Linked DNA regions of Homo sapiens: region 2 is linked to region 1. The links are chromatin contacts, found by Hi-C or POLR2A ChIA-PET in ENCODE. All regions are on one chromosome and are shown on one strand. The core of a region is the stretch at or near the end of the contact, and the rest is flanking DNA. Distances in the headings are between cores, read along the strand shown. Region 1 holds the start of RPS4X (ribosomal protein S4 X-linked). Region 2 holds the start of NAP1L2 (nucleosome assembly protein 1 like 2).

Evidence for each region. Hi-C counts contacts between places; a loop is a spot of excess contacts on that map. ChIA-PET counts read pairs that join two places held with the same protein, here RNA polymerase II (POLR2A). Pooled maps may share reads with other maps.
Region 2: a map of CD4-positive, alpha-beta T cell shows a loop between it and region 1 (5-fold over the local background). The contact joins the promoter of NAP1L2 here to the promoter of RPS4X in region 1. A Hi-C loop is called at or near these places in 1 of 168 maps with a recorded cell type or tissue (CD4-positive, alpha-beta T cell) and 9 of 50 pooled maps. POLR2A ChIA-PET finds 5 or more read pairs at or near these places in 1 of 52 experiments (naive thymus-derived CD8-positive, alpha-beta T cell).

The regions. Positions count from the first base shown.
Region 1 is chrX:72,275,175-72,278,844 of GRCh38, reverse strand. RPS4X (ribosomal protein S4 X-linked) reads left to right here and starts at 1,597. Exons shown (of 7, transcript NM_001007.5): 1 at 1,597-1,652; 2 at 2,611-2,688; 3 at 3,121-3,301. The coding sequence starts at 1,650. RefSeq lists enhancers at 1,778-1,847, 2,018-2,097.
Region 2 is chrX:73,212,794-73,216,463 of GRCh38, reverse strand. It overlaps NAP1L2 (nucleosome assembly protein 1 like 2), which reads left to right and starts at 1,613. Exons shown (of 1, transcript NM_021963.4): 1 at 1,613-3,670. The coding sequence starts at 1,972. The coding sequence ends at 3,354.

The DNA.
Region 1 (3,670 bases), core at 348-2,847:
TTTGTCCTTGCTACCTAATGTGCTGTGTGCCCTCACCAAGTTTGAACACAAGCCTCTGGGGCAAGAATGAGGGATTTACCCTGACTGAGGGGACCACGAGCCCACAGAACCAGAGGGACTTGAACTGTGCATTTCCAAGGCTGAGGTGTGGGATTAGGTGGTACCCAGGAAGGGGGTTTGGCTGTTTGTGGCAGTTCCAAGCTAAGGAATCGAGTCCACAAGCAGTCTTGAAAGAGCTGACTCTAGCCAGGCGCAGTGGCTCAGGCCTGTAATCCCAGCACTTTGGGAGGTCGAGGCGGGCGGATCGCTTGAGTCCAGGAGTTTGAGACCAGCCTAGGTAACATGGCGAAACCCCGTCTCTACAAAAAAATAAAACTACAAAAAATTAGTTGGGTGCAGTGGCGTGCGCCTGTTGTCCCAGCTACTCGTGGGGGCTGAAGTGAGAGGATCGCTTGAGCCCGGGCTGTCTGTCGAGGCTGCAGTGAGCCATGCACTACAGCCTGGGTGACAGAGTGAGACCCTGTCTCCCAAACAAACAAACAAAAAGAGCTGACTCCCTCGGAACAAACTAGCTTGGTGGGGCTTGAGCTTTGAAGTTTGGGATTGGGGAGAGAGAGCAATGGAGCCAGATAAAGTTCAGACCTGCTCCCTTACGGCAGGAAACAGAGGGCCAAGGGCAGTTTCGAAGCAGGATCAGATCTACATTTTAGTTAGATATAACCAGACGATTTCTAATATCCTCTCTCCTCCCTGAGTCTCTATAAGTGCCAAATGCGTTGTACAGGAAGCAAGGGGGAGGATGTCAGAGTTCAAGCAGAGAAGCAAGAGGGGGTTAAAAACGTTGTTGGCTCTTCCCAACTCAGTATGGGCTGCCTGGCTGGCTCAAGGGAACACAAAAAAGGGACAGACAAAATACGTTTAAGAAATAACATTAAATATTTATTAAAATGTATTCTATTGATTATATACAAGTTCTTTGTTTTGTTTTGTTTTGTTTTGTTTTTGAGACGGAGTCTCGCTCTGTCGCCCAGGCTGGAGTGCAGTGGCGCGATCTCGGCTCACTGCAAGCTCCACCTCCGGGGTTCACGCCATTCTCCTGCCTCAGCTTCCCGAGTAGCTGGGACTACAGGCGCCCGCCACTATGCCCGGCTAATTTTTTTGTATTTTTTTTTAGTATAGACGGGGTTTCACTGTGTTAGCCAGGATGGTCTCGATCTCCTGACCTCATGATCCGCCCGCCTCGGCCTCCCAAAGTGCTGGGATTACAGGCGTAGAATCATCTGTACGTGAGACTGGAAGTAAGCTCACTTTGAACTCTCCTTGAGGCCAGGGATGTTGTGTAGCTCATCTTTGTATTCCCAGCACCTAGCACAGAATAAGGCACACAAGAGGCGCTCAGCAAATATGGGAGGAGGAAGGGCGGAAAAAGGGGAGGGAGGAAATCGCCCTTAGGAGACACCCTCTTTCCGCGGCGGTTCCTCAACTCGGGACTTCTGACCTCCCACCAGCAGATGGCAAGAAAGAGTCCCGGCGCGCCAGCAAAGGGCTGAGCTGGGCGGAGCAGCTGAAAATCCGGCGCGCGCAGTCTCCAGCCCCAATTTCTACGCGCACCGGAAGACGGAGGTCCTCTTTCCTTGCCTAACGCAGCCATGGTAAGCCGTTTAGTTAGCGAGCTCTTAGGACGTATCCGCCTCCATCCTCCCCCGGCCGGGGCTGCCCGAGGTTTCGGGATTCCTACTGGGGATGGCCGGGCAGAGGCGAAGGGATCACGGCCTCCGTGGTAGGCCGGGACGGGCTCCAGGGCGAAGGGCGAACGCTGGCCTAGGGTTGGGGAGGCGCAGATCTGGTGCTGCTGTTGGGAAGGCCTCGGTTTCTGACCCGGCCATACGTCCTGATCCCGGGAGAAGCTGCTTTTCCTCCCGGGCCGGAGCCGCGGCTGGGCCAGGAGCTCAGACTGCGAGCCCGAGGTTGGTGGGCGCTGGGGGTGCCCGGCGGAGAAAGGTTTTCTTTGTCATTGCCTTTTTGGCACGGCCTGACTTTACCATACGTGGCCGGTAAGCATCTGGACACAGCATTAAAAAGGCTTCCTTACTCTTTTTAAAGTAAAATTGGTGTCAGCTTTTGGCTTTAGTGTACGAAGGAGCAGCACATGTGTTTGTGCGGATGTCAGAATCTTGTTCCATACGTGTCAAAAACAGACGGTAATAAATTGTGAAAACTTTAGAAACACAGGTAGACTCCTGGCTCATTTCTGTTGCTGTGCGTTTCACTAGTATGGTGTTCTTGAAAGACCCTAACCTCTAAGCAGATACAGTTTCAAACAGTAACATGGAAACACTTTAGCAAGGTTCTGAAAGATAGTAATCAGTAAACGTTCTGAAACATAGTAACCAAGAATATTCTCTGTTACAATAAGAAGGCTTGTTGCAGCTTATGGATCTCACGGTGTTTGTTAAATAACTGTGTTTGTTTCTGTTTTATCGGAACACTATACTTTAATATTGTCCACATTTTGCTGAAGATGAAACTAAACTAAGAGTTTAGTTTCACACTAGGTTTTATAAGCTGTTCTGAAACCTGATTAACAGCATTGCAATCTAAAACTTTCAGGCTCGTGGTCCCAAGAAGCATCTGAAGCGGGTGGCAGCTCCAAAGCATTGGATGCTGGATAAATTGACCGGTGTGTTTGTAAGTATCTTATATAAATATTTCCGTGGCCACTGTTTTTAAGTGTCTCCCAGGACTCATTTGGGGACCAGGCTAGGGGAGGAATATCTATTCTTGGCTTCCTCTGCCCTTGAAGGAGCTATACTATCTAGCTGTCCTCCACTTCCAATCGATTTAATATTTTTGTGCCTCATTTATTCCACATACCACATAGTACATTTACATGGACTCAGGATTCATGTTCTTAATGATCCTGGTCCTCTGACAGGGAAGATGCTATAAAACTTTAAGGTATGAAATAGTTTTGGATGCTTTTTACACCTCCTGTGTAAAAGTCCAAGTTGGGTGTAATATGGACGGTCTTGGTGTTCAGTTAGTGGATCTGGTGGACTAGGAGGTAGGTTTGAGTGCTTTAGTGAATCCCAACAGTGATTATCATTTTTAACGTTACAGGCTCCTCGTCCATCCACCGGTCCCCACAAGTTGAGAGAGTGTCTCCCCCTCATCATTTTCCTGAGGAACAGACTTAAGTATGCCCTGACAGGAGATGAAGTAAAGAAGATTTGCATGCAGCGGTTCATTAAAATCGATGGCAAGGTCCGAACTGATATAACCTACCCTGCTGGATTCATGGGTAAGAAGTTTTAAATACTCTGGAGACGCATATTGATGGCAGCCCTATGGTATCCAAATACTGTCTTGATCATTTTTCTAACCTTTGTAATCTGTCAAGTCTCAGAAACAAAGCCTGACCTTCCCTCTGTTTTTTACTTAAATAAAAAACATGCAAATAATCATGAAACGCTTTTCAAAACTAAATTTCGATTCACTTTTAAATTTTACATGCAGTCATGGGGTTTTGAAATATTGAAGATCTGGCCGTGATCTTTAATCTTCAGAATCCTTGTTGGATTAGAACTGGGAGGCACATGGGGGTTCTTTTTGTTTCGTAGAGAGCTATGGTTGTTGCTCGGCATGAGGTAGTGGGGATCACTGTATGTAG
Region 2 (3,670 bases), core at 364-2,863, 940 kb before region 1:
ATATAAGATCATGTCTTCTTTGAACAAGGATATAAATTAGCAACTTCCTTTCCAATATGTATGTCCTTTATTTTTTTCTCTTGCAAAATTGCTCTGGGTAGGACTTCCAGTACTATATTGAATATGGTCTTTAAAATATTTTTCTCTACACTTTATATTATGATAAAATATACATAACATAATATTTACCATTTTACCTATTTTTAAATCTACATTTCAGGAGCATTAAGTACAATCACACTGCTGTGAACCATCATCACCATACATCTCCAGAATATTTTCTTTTTCTTGAACTGAAACTCCATACACATTGAACAATAACTTCCTTTCCTCCCTACCCCAAGCCTCTGAAAACCATGTTTCTACTTTCTGTCTCTGTGAATTTGACTGCTCTAGATACCTAATTAAAGTAGAATCATACAATATTTGTTCTTTTGTATCTGGTATTTTCACTTAAAGGAAAAATTTATCTATAAACTGACAGAATTTAGAAATAAATACAACAATATGTAAACAGTTTTAATATCTGTGATAGTAACAAATTCTTTAAATCTGGAAAATAATAGTCACTTAAAATTTTAAAAAATTGTTCAATTAATAAATGATCCAAGTTAGAAATATGAACAAAATAAACCTCACCAATAATTACTATAGAGAGGAAATTTTAATTACTGCAAAGCTTTCCATCCTATAAATACATTATCAAATAGTTTAACCATTTCTTTAATGCTGAGATTTAGATTATTTCCAATTAACTCAAAAGCATCAAGCAAATGTTATGATTTCTAAGAATAAACATAACTTTCCATTTTGGCTTTTGTATATATGTATATTTCTAACGGCTGTTAAAGCCAGCATTAAGAAGGAGAAGCAGAAAGTCAGTATTGGGACTGGGGTTATTTATAAGCCAGGCAACTGGTTAATTGTGGTTAATTGTCTGGTATGTTTACTAGTCACGTAGTTGTATACACCATACTAGTTTTTCATCACAGGCCCTCATTCGCCCCCACTGCCATCGGACTTCCTCCTCCTCCCCTCACAGGAAATGTTTCGAGAATTTTTCAACCTAAAATCATATAGCTTGTGAAAAATACCGACAAACATAATATAGAATATTTAAATAACTGACACGCCACCTAAAGACCATCAGTGCTAATTCCTGGTGTTTTTAATCTTTGAAGCGTTTGTTTATCAGCTCTTCCACCATCCACCTCTCCCCTCCCCAGGTCCCCGATCTAAAATCAAAGAGATTGATTTAGGATGGGTGGGTGCCTTGTCTTCTCTCATTGTTCGACATTTTAGTTACGTTTTCTCTGAGCTCTCTGGAAAGCATAAAAGTATAATATCTGTTAAAAGTTGGATGAATGAACTAATGAACGCAATGGGATTCCAGAAAACTCTGCGGGAGATGGGCTAGAGGACGAGGAGGAGGTGGATGAATCAGCCATGTTAGAGAGCCTGGGAAGGTGAGCAGAGTTGAAAACTTGATAGATCTAATAATTTACTGGCTCTGGGTTTGTCAGTCACTACATTGCAGCAAATGAGATTAGAGCATAGTTGTGGGAGGGAAGGAGGTGACGCAGCAATCTATTTGCACCTAGAAATTTTAGGCAAGTGATAGCTGCGTAATCATACTGCGGCACCGTTTTTTTCTTGCAGCAGTAGCTGCTTGCGGAGGAGGTCTGCCCACTGCAGCTCTCTGCAGTCTCCGGCTCTCTCCTGCAGGATCGGTCAACGCAGCCGTCGCCGCCCTCTGCACCCAGCCCAGGTCGCCACTGCTTCAGTCCGGTTCTCAAAGCCTCAGCACCATCTTTTATCCCCGAGCAGCCTGGATCGTCGTTCCCTCAGTCCGGACGCCACTGCTAGGTCCGACCACCGCCGCTTCTGATATTTCGGTGAGTCTTTTCCTGTGGAGGTTTGGTCTCCCGATCTCTGTGGTAGCCACCTTAGGCGTGTACGGTCCTTTGAAAAATGGCCGAGTCAGAGAACCGCAAGGAGCTGTCAGAATCCAGTCAAGAAGAGGCTGGTAATCAGATAATGGTGGAAGGGCTCGGGGAACATCTGGAGCGCGGTGAAGATGCCGCTGCTGGGCTTGGAGACGATGGGAAGTGCGGTGAAGAAGCTGCCGCTGGGCTTGGGGAAGAAGGGGAAAACGGTGAAGATACTGCTGCTGGGTCCGGGGAAGATGGGAAAAAAGGTGGCGATACTGATGAGGACTCAGAGGCAGACCGTCCAAAAGGACTTATCGGTTATGTTTTAGATACAGACTTTGTTGAAAGTCTACCTGTGAAAGTTAAGTACCGTGTGTTAGCCCTTAAAAAGCTTCAAACTAGAGCGGCCAATTTAGAATCCAAATTCCTGAGGGAATTTCATGACATTGAAAGAAAGTTTGCTGAAATGTACCAACCCTTACTGGAAAAAAGACGTCAGATCATCAATGCAATCTATGAACCTACAGAAGAGGAATGTGAATATAAATCAGACTCTGAGGACTGTGATGATGAGGAAATGTGTCATGAAGAGATGTATGGTAATGAGGAGGGTATGGTACATGAATATGTGGATGAGGACGATGGTTATGAGGACTATTATTATGATTATGCTGTGGAAGAGGAGGAGGAGGAGGAGGAGGAGGACGACATTGAGGCTACTGGAGAAGAGAATAAAGAAGAGGAGGATCCTAAGGGAATTCCTGATTTTTGGCTAACTGTTTTAAAAAACGTTGATACACTCACTCCTTTGATTAAGAAATATGATGAGCCTATTCTGAAGCTCCTGACAGATATTAAAGTTAAGCTTTCAGATCCTGGCGAGCCCCTCAGTTTCACACTAGAATTTCACTTCAAACCCAATGAATATTTCAAAAATGAGTTGTTGACAAAGACCTATGTGCTGAAGTCAAAGCTAGCATATTATGATCCCCATCCCTATAGGGGAACTGCGATTGAGTATTCCACAGGCTGTGAGATAGATTGGAATGAAGGAAAGAATGTCACTTTGAAAACCATCAAGAAGAAACAGAAACATCGGATCTGGGGAACAATCCGAACTGTAACTGAAGATTTTCCCAAGGATTCATTTTTCAATTTTTTCTCTCCTCATGGAATCACCTCAAATGGAAGGGATGGAAATGATGATTTTTTACTTGGTCACAATTTACGTACTTACATAATTCCAAGATCAGTATTATTTTTCTCAGGTGATGCACTGGAATCTCAGCAGGAGGGGGTAGTTAGAGAAGTTAATGATGCAATTTATGACAAAATTATTTATGATAATTGGATGGCTGCAATTGAGGAAGTTAAAGCTTGTTGCAAAAACCTTGAGGCATTAGTAGAAGACATTGATCGTTAGAGCAGAGTATACATGGCCCTGAAATTAACTGCCCTAGATATAGTTACTCAAGGTATAAGAAGCCTTGTGTTCTGTATTTTTCTTGTAGTGTTAGTTAAAACATATGTTTCAAAAATATAAGAAAAGTTCAAAAACTAATTAATTTGACCTTGAGTTTTAGTAGTAGAATGTTTTCAAGAAATGTACACTGTGGTAAATGATTTAAAACACTAGTATAGTGTTGTGTAGCTTAATCCTTCTGAAGTCTTTTTGTCATGTAGCTATTAATCTGTGGCTATGAAATGATCAGAAATGCTAAGTGAGATCAATATTTGTT